Regions from separate parts of the Homo sapiens genome. Here region 2 is linked to region 1. Evidence: read pairs that join two places in POLR2A ChIA-PET (ENCODE). Cell type or tissue: endothelial cell of umbilical vein. All regions are shown on one strand. Each heading gives the region's core, and the rest is flanking DNA. Links, peaks and the distances in the headings are about the cores only. Region 1 overlaps LOC221946 (a long non-coding RNA gene). Region 2 overlaps RNF216 (ring finger protein 216).

Evidence for each region. Peaks named below come from ENCODE experiments on the same cell type or tissue, not always from the same donor. Only the 100,000 strongest peaks of a DNase experiment are listed, where the experiment ranks them.
Region 2: POLR2A ChIA-PET joins it to region 1 with 5 read pairs; 17 of 35 experiments call an interaction of 5 or more read pairs at or near these places.

Annotation. Positions count from the first base shown.
Region 1 is chr7:5,517,991-5,526,318 of GRCh38, reverse strand. LOC221946 (a long non-coding RNA gene) reads right to left here. Exons shown (of 4, transcript NR_126168.1): 2 at 4,690-4,834; 3 at 4,473-4,605; 4 at 774-1,976. Among named protein-coding and RNA genes, the nearest start is that of FBXL18, 8.3 kb to the right of the region's middle. RefSeq lists enhancers at 1-289, 940-989, 1,310-1,369, 2,180-2,229, 2,340-2,439 and 2 more. In endothelial cell of umbilical vein, for the core only: no CTCF peak of the experiment used is centred there; no DNase peak of the experiment used is centred there.
Region 2 is chr7:5,660,441-5,668,768 of GRCh38, reverse strand. The region is part of intron 13 of RNF216 (ring finger protein 216); the gene reads left to right. It overlaps RNF216-IT1 (RNF216 intronic transcript 1), which reads left to right. Exons shown (of 3, transcript NR_046834.1): 2 at 2,065-2,159; 3 at 6,204-6,337. Among named protein-coding and RNA genes, the nearest start is that of RNF216-IT1, 16 kb to the left of the region's middle. In endothelial cell of umbilical vein, for the core only: a CTCF peak has its summit at 3,206 (motif pointing right); DNase peaks (open chromatin) are centred at 1,228, 3,208 and 6,568; H3K27ac peaks cover 3,159 bases.

The sequences.
Region 1 (8,328 bases), core at 139-8,138:
AATGGCACAACCATGGCTCACTGCAGCCTCAACTTTGGGCTCAAGCAATTCTCCTGCCTCAGCCTCCCAAGTAGCTGAAACTACACAGGCATGCCCCAGCACGCCCAGCTAGTTGCAGGTCAGATTCTCATTGTTCTACAGGGCCCTGAGTTAAATACTCTCGCAAGAAGAAACCAAGCCTGGCCTGCCTTCCCTCTGCTAGAAGCTGTGATTGACACCAGCAGAGAATGAAGGAAGAAAAGGGGGTGAGGATCCCTTGCAGGGATGCCGTTTACCCCAAACACCACCTGGTGCATAGCAGTTGTTCTGGAAATGATCCGGTCCCCCCAGGAGGCCTGGACTCTCAACTGTGCACAGTGGCCTACTGGCAGAGAGGAAGGTGGTACCCTTCCTCCTGTGTTATCTTGGAGGTCCCCTGAAGGGCTCTCTGGGGTGGTTCTAGCTCTTTTGGTCTGATTTCTGCAGTGGTGAGCCCTGGGCCACCTTGGGCCACTTAATCATTCAACCCCCATTCATTGAGTGACCACTCTACGGTGGGGGAGGCTACTGAGATGACCTGGACAAGGACCCTGCCCTGGAGGAGCTGTCAGTCTGGAAGTGAGGATTTAATTCATTTGCCCATTCATTCATTCATTCATTCATTCATTGAGGACTTAATTCATTTGCTCATTCATTCATTCATTTGCTCATTCATCCATTCATTCATCCATCCATCCATCCATCCAATCACTATTTGTGCCAGATAGTGCGGGTATAGAGGAGAACCAACCAGATGTGTTCCGTGTCCTCACCAGGCACCCAGTTTAATGGGGAAGACATCACAAGCACGAAGGCAAACAAATGAGTGTACAGTGACATGCTGTGATCATAGGAAGAGAGAGCAGAGACTTTGATGAACACGAGCATCGGGTGATGTTCATTATGTCGATTGTGGTGGTGGTCTTGCAGGTGTAGACATACTTCAAACCTTATCTAATTGGGCCTGCTGTGGTGACGCATGCTTGTAATCCCAGCATTTTGGGAAGCTGAGGTGGGAGGATCACTTGAGCCCAGGAGCTCAAGGCTGCAGTGAGCTATGATTGCACCACTGCACTCCAGCCTGGGTGACAGAACAAGACCGTGACTCTTAAAAATTAAAATAGGCCAGGCAGGCGTGGTGGCTCGCGCCTGTAATCGCAGCACTTTGGGAGGCTGAGGCAGGTGGGTCATTTGAGCCCAAATGCAGCCTAGGCAGCATAGTGAGATCCTGTCTCAATTTTTTTCTTTTTTTTGAGATGGAGTCTTGTTCTGTCACCCAGGCTGGAGTGCAGTGGTGTGGTGTGATCTTGGCTCACTGCAACTTTTGCCTCCTGGGTTCAAGCGATTCTCCTGTCTCAGTCTCCTGAGTTGCTGGGATTACAGGCATGTGTCACCACGCCTGGTTAGTTTTTGTATTTTTCACAGATACAGGGTTTTGCCATGTTGGCCAGGCTGGTCTTAAACTCCTGACCTCAGGTGATCCACCCGCCTTGGCCTCCCAAAATGCTGGGATTACAGGCGTGAGCCACCACGCCCGGCGGTTGTGCACTCCTTATGAGCATCTAATGCCTGATGATCTGTCACTGTCTCCCATCAGCCCCAGATGCGACTATCTAGTTGCAGGGAAAGAAGCTCAGGGCTCTCATTGATCCTATATCATGATGAGTTGTAGAATTATTTTATCATATATTAGAATGTAATAATAGAGATGGTGTACGCAATAAGCGTAATGTGCTTGAATCATCCCAAAACCATCCCCCTGCCCCCATTCATGGGAAAATTATCTTCCACGAAACTGGTCCCTGGTGTCAAAAAGACGGGACTGCTGACATTGGTGATGCACAGCTGGGACAGCTTCACCCATAGGTTGACCAGCAACTTCAGCAGCTCCTGCTTCTTGCCAAGGAAGTCCCAGCCTTAATCTTGCGTATAGCTGCACAAGCGTCTGCTGCCACCACCTACTCCAAGAGAAAGAGGAAGAGGGCCAGAAACACAGATTTTAAAAAGCAAAGGGAGACCAGCCTGACCAACATGGTGAGACCTCATCTCTACTAAAAACACAAAAGTTAGCCGGGCAGGGTGGCGTGCACCTGTAATCCTAGCTACTCGGGAGGCTGAGGCAGAAGAATCACTTGAATCTAGGAGGCAGAGGTTGCATTGAGCCAAGATTGTGTCACTGCACTCCAGCCTGGGAGACAGAGTGAGACTCTGTCCCCTCCCCCCAAAAAACAAAGGAGCCAGGTGCAGTGTCTCATGCCCGTCATCCTAGCACTTTGGGAGACTGAGGCAGTCGGATCACGTGAGGTCAAGAGTTCATCCCAGCACTTTGGGAGACCGAGGCAGTCGGATCACATGAGGTCAGGAGTTCGAGACCAGCCTGGCCATCGTGGTGAAACCCCATCTCTACTGAAAATACAAAAAATTATCTGGGCATAGTGGTGCACACCTGTAATCCCAGCTACTCAGGAGGCTGAGGCGGGAGAATCGCTTGAACTTGGGAGGTGGAGGTTGCAGTGAGCTGAGATCGCACCACTGCACTCTAGCCTGGGCAACACAGTGAGACTCCATTTCAAAAAAAAAAAAAGCAAAGGATCACTGAACATGGGCAGACATGGGGGTAGGGAGAGAGGAGCTGTCACTCTTTTTCTGTTGTTTTATTTTTTGTAGAGATGGGGTCTTGCTATATTGCCCAGGCTGGTCTTGAACTCCTGGCCTCAAGCCATCCACTCGTCTTGGCTCCCCAAAGTGCTGGGTTTGCAGGCGTGAGCCATCACGTCCAGCCTATTTCATTTTTTACAATCAGAGTCTCACTCTGTCACCCAGGCTGGAGTGCAGCACTGTGATCATAGTTTACTGTAACCTCCAACTCCTGGACTCACACAATCCTCCCGCCTCGACCTCCCACGTAGCTGGGACTACAGGTGTGGACCACCATGCCTGGCTAATTGGGCCGTCACTCTTGAGTAGGCTTCCCCAGAGGGCTTCCTGGAGGAAGAATGCTTGAGCTGGCTCCGGAGGCCAGAGGAGTCCCCTGGGGAGGTGGTGTGTCTCAGAGGCATGGATTGACTGGGGACACAGGCCCAAAGAGGAGATACAACCTCCAAGACAGAATGGAGCATTGGTTGATTGTCAGACACGTTGTCTATGTGGCTTTGGGAAGTCACATCACTGCCCATATCCCCATTTGAGAATTGGGCATATCAGTAACAACTGGAAGGTGACTGTAGCGGGTGCACTCCATCAGTACTTTCATTTTATTTTATTCTTGTTATTTTTTTGAGACAGAGTCTCACTCTGTCACCCAGGCTGGAGTGCAGTGGTGCGATCTCGGCTCACTGCAACCTCTACCTCTTGGGTTTAAGCAATTCTCTTGTCTCATCCTCCCTTGTAGCTGGGACTACAGGCGCGTGCCACCATGCCTGGCTAATTTTTGTGTTTTTAGTAGACACAGGGTTTCGTTATATTGTACAGGCTGGTCTCAAACTCCTGACCTCAGGTGATCCGCCCACCTTGGCCTCCCGAAGTGCTGGGATTACAGGCATGAGGCCCTTTTATTTTATTTATTTATTTTTTTAGATGGAGTTTCACTCTTGTCACCCAGGCTAGAGTGCAATGGCGTGTTCTCGGCTCACTGCAACCTCTGCCTCTTGGGTTCAAGCGATTCTCCTGTCTCAGCCTCTTGAGTAGCTGGGATTTCAGGCACACGCCATCACACCAGGCTAATTTCTTTTGTATTTTTAGTAGAGATGGGGTTTCACTATGCTGGCCAGGCTGGTCTCGAACTACTAACCTCAGGTGATCCACCTCCCTCGGCCTCCTGAAGTTCTGGGATTACAGGTGTGAGCCACTACGCCTGGCTATTTTATTTTTATTTTTAGAGATGTGATCTTGTTCTGTTGCCCAGGCTTAGTGCAGTGGTGTAATCGTCGCTCACTGCAGCCTCGAACTCCTGGCCTCAAGTGATCCTTCTATCTGTTGGTCTCCTAGAGGGCTGGGATTACCAGCATGAGCCACTGCGCCTGGCCAAGACTTTCCTTTTTTTTTTTTTTTTGAGACAGAGTCTTGCTCTGTCGCCCAGGCTGGAGTGCAGTGGGGCAATCTCGGCTCACTGCAGCCTCCGCCTCCCGGGTTCACACCATTCTCCTGCCTCAGCCTCCCAAGTAGCTGGGAGTACAGGCACCTGCCACCACGCTCGGCTAATTTTTTGTATTTTTAGTAGAGACGGGGTTTCACCGTGTTAGCCAGGATGGTCTCGATCTCCTGTCCTCGTGATCCGCCCGCCTCGGCCTCCCAAAGTGTTGGGATTACAGGCGTGAGCCACCAGGCCCAGCCTAGAGATGGAGTTTCACCATGTTGGCCAGGCTGGTCTCGAACTCCTGACCTCAAATGATCCGCCCACCTCAGCCTCCCAAAGTGCTGGGATTACAGGCGTGAGCCGCCGCACCCGGCCTCACCTGGCTAATTTTTAAAAATCTTTTGTAGAGATGGAGGTCTTGCTATATTGCTTGGGCTGATCTGAAACTCCTGGCCTCAAGCAGTCCTCTTGCCTCCACCTTCCAAAGTACTGGGATTACACGTATGAGCCACCTGTAATTAAATGCAGATATTTAATTAATCAAATATGACTAATTACTTAAATATTTAATTAATTAAAAATGCATATTTAATTACCCACGATGATGGAACACTTGATCTTAGCCAAAACGCTGAGTAGTGGTAACTATCCACAGTGATAAATGCCATCTAGGAATATTCCGAGGGACAATGGCAGAGGATGCGACGGAATCGTGACATGGTCTAGGGAAGGGTAGGGGTTCTGCAGAAGGGATGTGAGGAAGATGAAGAGAAATTAGCCATAGTTGGGGTGAGGGCCACTCACCAAGGTGAGTAGCTCATGCAACGGCCCTGAGGCCATTAGGTATGAGTGGGAGGATCCCCAGGAGTGAGAAGGCCAGATATGCAGTTCAAGCCTGGCCCAGTGGCTCACACCTGTAATCCCAGCACTTTGGGAGGCTGAGACGGGTGGATCACTTGAGGTCAGGAGTTCAAGAGCAGCTTGGCCAAATGGCGAAACCCTGTCCCTACTACAAATACAAAAATTAGCTGGGCATGGTGACACGTGCCTACAATCCCAGCTAGTCAGGAGGCTGAGGCAGGAGAATCACTTGAACCCGGGAGGTGAAGGTTTCAGTGAGCTAAAATCACGCCATTGCACTCCGGCCTGGGTGACAGAGTTAGACTCCGTCTTGGGGAAAAAAAAAAATTAGCTGGGTGTGGTAGCACATGCCTGTAATCCCAGCTACTCAGGAGGCAATGCTGGAGAATTGCTTGAACCTGGGAGGCAGAGGTTGCAGTGAGCTGAGATTGCACCATTGCACTCCAGCCTGGGCGACATGAGCAAAACTCCGTCTCAAAAAAAAAACAAAAACGCAGTTCCAAAAAAATTAATAGACTTTATTTTTTAGAGCAGTTTTAGGTTCCCAACAAAACTGAATGGTGAGTGCAGAGTTCCCAGGTACCCGCTGTCCCCAGACACCCACAGACTCCCCCTCTATCCACACGCCCACCAGAGGGTTACATGTTACAGTTGATGAAACTGCGTTGACACGGTATCACCCAGAGTCCACGGTTTACACTAGAATTCATACTTTTTTTTTTTTTTTTTGAGACAGAGTCTCGCCCTGTCACCCAGGCCGGAGTGCAATGTCACCATCTCGGCTCACTGCAACCTCCGCCCCCTGAGTTCAAGCAATTCTCCTGCCTCAGCTTGCCGAGTAGCTGGGATTATAGGGGTGTGCCACCACACCAGGCTAATTTTTGTATTTTTAGTACAGACAGGGTTTCACCATGTTGACCAGGCTGGTCTCGAACTCCTGACCTCATGATCCACCTGCCTCGGCCTCCCAGAGTGCTGGGATTACAGGCGTGAGCCACAGCGCCCAGCCTAGAATTCATTCTTGAGTTTAGAGACTAGCCTGGGCAACACAGTGGGACTCTTTCTCTATTTAAGAAAGAGAGAAAGAAAAAGAAAAGGAAAGAAAGATAGATGATGGCGACCAGGCGCAGTGGCTCACACCTGTAATCCCAGCACTTTGGGAGGCCAAGGCGGTTGGATCACCTGAGGTCAGGAGTTGGGGACCAGCCTGGCCAATGTGGCGAAACCCCGTCTCTACTAAAAATACAAAAAAATGAGCTGGGTATGGTGGCAGGTGCCTGTAATCCCAGCTACTTGGGAGGCTGAGGCAGGAGAATCACTTGAAACCAGGGGGCAAAAGTTGCAGTGAGCTAAGATCATGCCATTGCACTCCAGCTTGGGAAACAAGAATGAAACTCCATCTCAAAAAAAAAAAAAAGAAAGAAAAGAAAGATAGATGGTAGCATTGCAACCATCCTGGCTAATTTTTGTCGTAATGGGGTTTCGCCAGTTGGCCCAGGCTGGTCTCGAACTCCTGCACTCAAGGAATCTTCCCACCTCTGCCTCCCAAAGTGCTGGGATTACAGCCACTGCGCCTGGCTTCGGACCCCACTGTGGATGAATTGAAAAGGAGTGGAGAGTGGGGCGGTCACAGACCACTACCATAGCCTGCCTCATTTCTGGGTCCTGTGCCAGGGTCTCAGTGAACTCACAGGGCCTAGTGCTCTGTCCTGGCCTCAGGGTCCCACTGCCCACCACAGTCAGCCAGGCGCTCCAGGGGGCTCTCACACCATGAGCTGTGGGGACACTGTGAGGAACTGTCACCCAGATCCGGCCTCTCCAATCCCAGAAAGGCCTGTGTGAGAATAAGAGCAGCCAGGTGCTGGCACCGACTCTGCCCCTGGGGTCTTTGCACCCAACACTCACTGGTTTCCATCTTTCTTTTTTTTCAAGATGGAGTCTCTCTCTGTCACCCAGGCTGGAGTGCAGTGGCGCAATCTCGGCTCACTGCAACCTCCGCCTCCTGGGTTCAAGTGTTTCTTACGTCTCACCCTCTCCAGTAGCTGGGATTACAGGTGCTCGCCATTACACCGGGCGAATTTTTGTATTTTTAGTAGAGACTAAAGTGCTGAGATTACAGGTGTGAGCCACTGCACCCAGCCTCATTGGTTTTCATGTTGAATGTTCCTGAAACTTGGGGACACCCATGCAATGTGGGAGTCCTTCCTTACTAGAATTCATAACAGTATTAGTGGTTATAGTTTCTGTTGATTGAATCACTCCTCTGCACTGGACACGAGATGCATCATCTCATTCAATTCACCATTTATTTGGCAAACATTGATCAAGGGCCTGCTACTGCCAAGCACTGTTCTAGTGGAGGACAGAAAATAAACAGGTCAGGCTGGGCAGAGTGGCTCATGCCTGTAATCCCAGCACTTTGGGAGGTGGGAGGATCGCTTCAGCCCAGGAGTTTGAGATCAGCCTGGGCAACAAAGTGAGACCCTGTCAGTACAAAAAATAAACAAAATTAGCTGGACATTGTGGTGCATGCCTGTGGTCCCAGCTCTCCCTTGGGAGGCTGAGGTGGGAGGACTGCTTCAGTCCAGGAGTTGAGGCTGCAGAGAGCTGTGATTGTGCCATTGCGCTCCAGCCTGGATAACAGAGCAAGATCCTATCTAGGAAAGGAAAAAAAGGGAGTGGGGGGAGGAGAAGGGGAAGGGGAGGGAAAGGGGAAGGGAAGGACTGCTGCAATGAAAAACGTATCTTGTGGCCAGGAGCGGTGGCTCATGCCTGTAATCCCAGCACTTTGGGAGGCCGAGGTGGGCAGATCACCTGAGGTCAGGAACTCGAGACCAGCCTCAACATGGAGAAACCCCGTCTCTACTAAAAATACAAAATTCGCCGGGCGCGGTGGCTCACGCCTGTAATGCCAGCACTTTGGGAGGCAGAGGCGGGCGGATCACGAGGTCAGGAGATCGAGACCACAGTGAAACCCCGTCTCTACTAAAAATACAAAAAATTAGCTGGGCGCAGTGGCGGGCACCTGTAGTCCCGGCTACTCGGGAGGCTGAGGCAGGAGAATGGCGTGAACCCGGAAGGCGGAGCTTGCAGTGAGCCGAGATCCTGCCACTGCACTCCAGCCTGGGCGACAGAGCGAGACTCTGTCTCAAAAAAAAAAAAAAAAAAACAAAATTAGCCAGGCATGCCTGTAATCCCAGCTACTCGGGAGGCTGAGGCAGGAGAATTGCTTGAACCTGAGAGGCAGAGGTTGTGGTGAGCCAAGATCGTGCCGTTGCACTCCAGCCTGGGCAACGAGAGCGAAACTCCATCTCAAAAAAGAAAAGACAAAACAAAAAAAAAAGAAAAGCACATCTTGTAACAGATTATAGGGA
Region 2 (8,328 bases), core at 149-8,148, 140 kb before region 1:
ACAGCAGACCCCGGCTACTTCCTAACAGCGTTCTTCCTCGGGACTGGGATCTCTGGCCCTGCTTCTGAGCCCTCCACTCTGGGTGTCTCCCACCTATACTTTTTATCATTCTTCTGTGTCGAGTTGACCCTTTTTTCCTCCCTCCTTTGACCCTCATCCTCAGTTCATATCTCCTGTCCCCATGAGAGGCTTCCCTTTTTGTCACATTTCACTAGCAAGGAGGGAAAGATTAAAAGTCCGCTTTGTGGCCTGGCACGGTGGCTCACATCTGTAATCCCAGCACTTTGGGAGGCCGAGGCGGGCAGATCACGAGGTCAGGAAATCAAGACCATCCTGGCTAACACGGTGAAACCCCGTCTCTACTAAAAATACAAAACATTAGCCGGGCGTGGTGGTGGGTGCCTATAGTCCCAACTACTCGGGAGGCTGAGGCAGGAGAATGGTGTGAACCTGGGAGGCGGAGCTTGCAGTGAGCCAAGATTGCGCCACTGCACTCCAGCCGGGGCCAACGGAGCGAGACTCCATCTCAAAAAAAAAAAAAAAAGTCCGCTTTGCTATTTACTCTGAGAAGGGATTTGATTTTTATGAGAATGTGAAAAACTACCAGGGGCAGCCGCTTTTCTATGCCTGCTATATAAACAGTACCTTGCAAGATGTCCTGTCTGATATCCACAAAGGGGTATTGTCAACCCCAAGTTCAGACAGCTTTGTATTCTTCTGTCCCTGGATACATGAATTACTGCCATCTTTACACAGCGCCCTAAAATACCAACGCGAAGTTACCTGCTCAGCTTGAAGCTGCGCTGTACCCTGGAACCAGCACTTCTGCTGAATGACTCAGGATGAAGCCTCGACTTCCTCCTTCCCATCCCATGCCCAGACCCCAGTGGCTCCTTTCCCCAATCTGATCCAGTGACTTTAAGTCCAGCTGTTGTCAGCCTGGGCATGAGGAGGAGTGTCAAGATGGTCTTTGTCCTACCTGGAAGGAGGCTTCCTGGAATCTGCAGCCTCTCTTCCAGGGCATGCTGACAGTGGAGTTCCAGCAGGCAGGAGCTGGTTTTGCTGGCTGTTCCTGCCAGGCCAAGATTCCCAGCAAAACCCTGGGAAGCCCAGAGGTAGCCCAAGCAGTGAGCAAAGACAAGGTCAGCCTGGCTTGTTTCTGCCCAAGTGATAACAGTGTTTCTATTTGACAGTTTGAAATGATTAGATCTGCTTCCTATGCATGGCCCTGCTCCTGCAGGATGGAGAAGGCTGGGGGGTTCCCCTGGTTCCCGGGCATTGTTCCTTATCAGCAGAGTCACCTCCAGGGTAACTAGAGATGGGGCTGGTTTTCAGTTCCTGGCAGTGATCCTTGGGACTTCCTATTGTGAGAATGAGCCTTTTGGTGCCTTTTTAAAGAAACTTTAATTCTGAATGAATTCTAAATTAATGGCTTTTAAACTTTTTTGTTTGTGACCTATAGTAAGAAATATAAATTACCATAAGCTTCATCCAAACATAAATAAATATAGGTGGAACAGAAACAGTTTTATAAAACAAATACTTGACACATGGAATGTGCCCTAGTATTTTTGTTCTAACTTTAAATCCACTAGTCATAATCTACTGAAGTGACTTTACAACCCACCATAGGGCCACAGTTTATAGTTTAAAAGTCATGGCTGGCCAGGCACAGTGCCTCACAACTGTAATCCCAGCATATGGGAGGCCGAGGCGGGTGCATCCTTTGAGCCCAGGAGTTTGAGACCAGTCTGAGCAACATAGCAAGACCTGGTCTGTACAAAAAATTAGCCAGGTATGGTGGCATGTGCCTGTGGTCACAGCTACTCTGGGCACTGAGGGGGCAGGATCACTTGAGCCCAGGCTTGAGCCCAGTGAGCTATGATGGCACCACTGACTGCACCCCAGCCTGGGTGACAGAATGAGACCCTGTCTCAAAAAAAAAAAAAAAAAAGTCATTGCTGTAGTAACTTCGGTTCCACAACCTGTATTGTATGGAGCATCTATGGGGAGCAAATCCTTTGGAAGGGGCTTAGTCACAGCCTCCCCTCCTGCCCTTTCCAGGCTGTGAGAAGCTCGGCAGGAAGGCGGGAGAGGCCCCACCTTCAGAGGCGCAGCTCAGAAGGCTTGAGAGCTCCCCGTGAAAGGGATCCCTGCAGGTGGGGTTCTTTGGGAATCAACCTCATGCACAGCCATTGCAGAGGCTCTTCTTCAGCATCTGTTTACTCTGGGCTCAGGCCCCAGGCAGCCTGCAAACCCAACCCTCCTCTCCACCTTACAGCTCTGCCCACCCTGCTCCTCCCTGTTCCTGGTGCCTGGAATTCTTTCCCCCAGATAGCACCAGACTCTCTCCCTCGCCTTTCTTAAGTCTTCACTTACATGCACCTTCGCAGAGAGGCCTTCCCTGACCACCAGTTTATAATCGTGAACTATTTCCCCCTCTCCACCCCAGTGCATTCTTCCTTTATTTTTTTCTCCTCAGCACTTACAATCATGTCTTAACTGTATATTACACTTAATGTGTGTCCCCACTGCAGAGCAGGACCCATAGTCCTTAGTAGGAGCTCACATACTGGTTTCGGATTTTTTTTTTTTTTTTTTTTGAGACGGAGTCTCACTCTGTCGCCCAGGCTGGAGTGCAGTGGCGTGATCTCCACTCACTGCAAGCTCTGCCTCCCAGGTTCACGCCATTCTCCTGCCTCAGCCTCCCGAGTAGCTGGGACTACAGGCGCCCGCCACCACGCCCGGCTAATTTTTTTGTATTTTTAGTAGAAACGGGGTTTCACCGTGTTAGCCAGGATCGTCTCGATCTCCTGACCTCGGGATCCGCCTGTCTCGGCCTCCCAAAGTGCTGGGATTACAGATGTGAGCTACCGCGCCCGGCCTTGGTCTTGGAATTTTTATATAAATGTCCACATGATGCCATTGCCTAGGCGTTGCTGATATAGTCTCGGTGATTCTGTTAAACAGCCATTCGAGAGAAACAGTCGTCTGTATTTGAGTAACTAAGGGAATTGGTAGTTTTGTTTGTAGTTACTATGATAAAGATAAAATTGAACTTTGATTTATTCCAGAAAGACTTTACCCTCCCACTCTGTCCTCGAAGCCCTGGTCCCCATAGTATAGTAAAAAGCCGGCAGCTATGTGTGGTCTCTCCCAGAGCAGTCAAGCTGGTGTCTCGGTGCCTTGTAACTTTCCATCCCTAGGGGGCAGCATTAGCACAGAAACCACATATAAAGCTTCTATTCCAATTTGTCACCTAATCCTGGTGGCTCAGGGAAAGAACTTTTCTAATCCACAGAAATAACACTTCAAGATTTCTTTTTTCAAAGCCTGGTTCTGTACATAGAAATGGTAGGTGAGGTGTGTATGAAAACAAAAAATATTTAAGAACAACATGAAATCTTCCCCAAAGAAGCCCTTTCCTCAGGACTAGGGAGTGAGGTGGGGGAGGCTTTGTAATGGTTCCCAGAGCTCTCACTTGGCCACTCCCAGATTTGAATTTCTGCATTTGGAAATGTAAAGGTTCTCCTTCCTTTGAGAGATGATTTACTGTACTTTGAGGATAGAGAGGAATCCCCTGCATGGTGAGCTTGGCTTCTTAGATGTGACATAATCAGATCATTACAAGACACTGTTAGAAGAATTCATGTTAGAATTTTGTGTGTCCTGGCTGGGTGCGGTGGTTCGTGCCTGTAATCGCAGCACTTTGGGAGGCCGAGGCGGGCAGATCACCTGAGGTCAGGAGTTCAAGACCAGCCTGGCCAACGTGGTGAAACCCAGTCTCTCCTAAAAAATACAAAAATTAGCCAGGCCTGGTGGCGGGCGCCTGTAATCCCAGCTACTTGGGAGGCTGTGGCAGGAAGAATTGCTTGAACCTGGGAGGTGGAGGTTGCGGTGAGCCAAGATTGTGCCATTGCACTCCAGCCTGGGCAACAAGAGCAAAACTTCATCTCAAGAAAAAAGAAAAAAAAGAATTTTGTGTGTCCTTTAAGAACTGGACCCAGGCAGTTTGGATTATCTTGTTTCTGGGAGTGCAGAGGAGAATGCTGGCCAGTGGGGGAAGCGTGCAGCCTACCCTTGGGCGGCAACTGGCCTTCCACAGCCCCTGGGGGTGTTGGGGAGAGCCAGGCTGGGACACAGGCAGAATGCGCATTTCCAGTCCTGACCCCTCTAAACCAGAAGTTCTCTTGGGCACACATTTTCAGGGTCTACTGTTTGTGAGCTCCTTTTATCCTGATTGAAGAGAGATCAACTTCCATGTCTTGAAACTACAGGAGAAAATCAACAAAGAACATCCTAATTGAAACATATGCAGTACTTTCTCACACCATCTGCAAGCATTTGGTCATTAGCTGCTTGGTAATAACTGCTGTTTGTAGTTTAACTCATTAAATTGGGGAAAGACATTAGGGAGCAAAGAAAGGAAGGACAGTAACTCATCCTTAAGGCTGAAGCTGTAATGAATTAACCTGAAAGGGTCGTATATATTAATAATTTCATTTTCTCATAAAATACTTGGCATAATTATAAATAAGACCCAATAGGGAGGAAATAATGTTCTTTCAGAGAGGAGATAGATACGCTTTTTTTGCCCATGGAAAGTACAAAAAAACAACTCTCTGCATGGAGAAGATGTGCTTTGTCTTGCCAGCCTCCAGCTCAGACATTCAGCACCTTGTGCCGCTCAAATCTAGTGCTAGGCCCTAGAAATCCAAAGATACCTGAGATGTACGGTGGTTGATTACGAGCCCCTCCAGGTCAGGAATTCTCCAGGCTTCATCTCCATCGCATCTCCATGTGGCACAGAATAGGCACTCAAGTGAACTTTTTTTTTGTTTTGGGGTTTTTTTGTTTTGTTTTGTTTTTTTGAGACGGACTCCCTCTCTGTCGCCCAGGCTGGAGTACAGTGGCAGGATCTCGGCTCATTGCACCCTCTGCCTTCTGGGTTCAAGTGATTCTTCTGTCTCAGCCTCCTGAGTAGCTGGGACTACAGGCGTGCGCCACCACACCCGGCTAATTTTTGTATTTTTAGTAGAGACAGGGTTCACTATGTTGGCCAGGCTGGTCTCGAACTCCTGACCTCGTGACCTGCCCGCCTCAGCCTCCCAAAGTGCTGCGATTACAGGCACGAACCACTGTGCCCGGCCTCAAGTGAACTTTTTTTTTTTTTTTTTTTTTTCCTGAGGTGGAGTCTCGCTGTGTCGCCCAGACTGGAGTGCAGTGGCGCAATCTCAGCTCACTGCAAGCTCCGCCTCCCGGGTTCAGGCCATTCTCCTGCCTCAGCCTCCCGAGTAGCTGGGACTACAGGCGAACGCCACCACACCTGGCTAATTTGTTTTTGTGTTTTTAGTAGAGACGGGGGTTTCACCGTGTTAGCCAGGATGGTCTCGATCTCCTGACGTCATGATCCACCTGCCTCGGCCTCCCAAAGTGCTGGGATTACAGGCGTAAGCCACCATGCCTGGCCAAGTGAACTTTTTTTTATTGGATGAATTGAGCCCTCCATGCCAAGCCTGTCCATAGTGACCAGCAGGACGTCATCTTTGCCGCAAGGAGCGCCTGGCATTTGGAAAAGATGTGACATAATCAGATAATTACAAGACGCCACTAAAAGTGCAGTAACAACGCATAAGCTAAGTGCTGTGGGAGCCCAGTGAGCAAGTGCCAGCTCTTCCCGGGTCATTTGGGTTTCCCAAGCCACTGGTATTTGAAAGGAGAACTGGTGAGTAGGTGTTGCCAGAGGAGAAGAGATATTCTTAGGCAAAATGTTGTGCCATTGAGGGCATAGGGGGTGTGGGTGCTGGATTCTCTGAGCGCTCTGTCCTGTCCCAGCTCCGTCTACTGTCCTGCTTGCATTCCCTGTACCTGGAACGCTTCTCTACCAGATAGCCTTCAGGCTCAAGCAGAAGTGCCAGCTCTACACAAGCCTTCCCTGACAAACCAGTGTCAGATGGCACCCTCCCTGTTCACACTGCCTGCCCCCTACCTGGCTTTAGTTTCCTCTGAGGTACTCACCATCTTCCTCAGAGTATACAGTTATCTGTTTGTGAGTAGACTCTAAGAGGACAAGGGCTTCGTTTTATACCGATCCCTCTCTCTGGCACTGATGGAAGGCTCTCAGCGGCACTGATGGAAGGCTCTCAGTGGCACTGGTGGAAGGGGCAAGGGTGGGAACATGAGAGTGTCTTCATTCCTTTCAGTGCAGAAACTGTCTCTGTTACCTGCATTGCTCTGAACAAAACCGACCCAGAGCAGTTTCAGTGATGGTGATAATCTCAAGCAATGCCATTACCAAATCTTAATGCCCTGATCCTGGCCACCTTTGAGGAGGTAAGTGGCAAGTATTTACAAGTAAGCGTCCAGGGGCTGGTTGAGGGAGTGACTATGGAACACTTTCATGGAGCCTATCTCTGTTTATGCGGTAATGGAAATCTAAAAATGGACTTCCTTTTGCTATACCGCCAGACATGCAACTGCCCAAAGGTGGCAGGAACAGCTACTTCCTCACACGTGTCCAGTCTGAGATCACCCTGTGATTAGCAGGTTCCTATCGTTACCAGTAAGAAAGGGTATCCTCAGGTCTGATTCCATCCCATCCTGCCTCTTACTGAGCCATTCGCAGCTCTCCAGGAAGCAGACATCCTGCACAGCTGCAGCTGCACGGCCATGCCTTTGATGCCCTGATGCTCACACCCAGATTTGCTGATTGTTCCTCTGTGGTCTTCTCACACAAGATGCCATTGTAACCTCAGCTTGTCTCATAGCCACGTGCCCTTGGGTTCTCCAGTAAACAGTGACCTGCTTTCGCTAGCAAACGCCATGTGGGCACACAGTGGGACTAGAGTAAGAGCAAGTGGATTTGGGATCAGACAGACTCATGTCTAAAGCTCTGTGACCTCGACCAAATTAATTGGACCCTCTGAGCCTTCTTTTTCTCTTACCTTTTTTGTTTTTGTTTTTGTTTGAGCAGAGTCTCATTGTCTCGCCCAGGCTGGAGTGTAGTGGCACAATCTCAGCTCACTGCAACCTCTGCCTCCCAGGTTCGAACGATTCTCATGCCTCAGCCTCCCAAGTAGCTGGGATTATAGACTTGCACCACCACGCCTGGCTAATTTTTGTATTTTTTGTAGAGACGAGATGTCACCATGTTGGCCAGGCTGGTCTCAAACTCCTGACCTTAAGTGATCCACCCTACTCGGCCTCCCAAAATGCTTGGATTACAAGAGTGAACCACCATGCCCAGCCGTATTTACTTTTTTAAAAATGGGAATAATTCTCCAGTACTTCCCTGTAGAGTTGCTGTGAAGATTGAGATGTGTATGCAAAGCACCCTTTGTGAAGATGTGTAAGTTTTCAGTCCTAGCAGGTCTCATTTATTTCTTTAACAAAAAACCTAAGCCTACAAGCTGGGCATGGTGGCGCACACCTGTAAGTTCAGGCTACTGAGGAGACCGCCATGAGCTATGCTGGCGCCACTGACTGGGCAATAGAGTGAGACCCAATCCCTTCGAAAAACAGCCTGCAGGGGCTGGGCGCAGTGGCTCATGCCTGTAATCCCAGCACTTTGGGAGGCCGAGGTGGGCAGATCACTTGAGGCCAGGAATTCAAGACCAGCCTGGTCAATGTGGCGAAACCCTGTCTTTACTAAAAATACAAAAATTAGCCGGGCATGGTGGTGCATACCTGTAATTCCAGCTACTTGGGAGACTGAGGCATGAGAATCTTGAACCCTGGAGGCGGAGGTTGCAGTGAGTCGGAATTTACTCCAGCCTGGGTGACAAAGCGAGATGCTGTTTCAAAAAAAAAAAAAAAAAAAAAAAAACCTAAGGCTTCAGGAGCATGGAGCTAGTACTGTGAAAAGCAGGAGTTTTAGACCTCTGTTAAAGATGTTCCCCAGGCCAGGCATGGTGGCTCACATCAGTAATCCCAGCACTTTGGGAGGCTGAAGCTTGCGGATTGCTTGACTCCAGGAGTTTGAGACCAGCCTGGGCAACATGGCAAGACCCCATCTCTACAAAAAATTAGCCAGGCATGGTGGTGCACACCTGTGGTCCCAGCTACTTGGGAGGCTGAGGTGGGAGGATCGCTTGAGCCAGGGAGGTCGCGACTGCAGTGAGCCAAGATTGTGCCACTACACTCCAACCTGGGTGACACAGTGAGACCCTGTCTCAGTCAATCATTAAAACAGGGCTCCATGCCTGTAATCCCACCACTTTGGGAGGCCGAGATGGGTGGATCACCAGGTCAAGAGATGGAGACCATCCTGGCCGACATGGTGAAACCCTGTCTCTACTAAAAATAGAAAAATTAGCCAGGTGTGGTCGC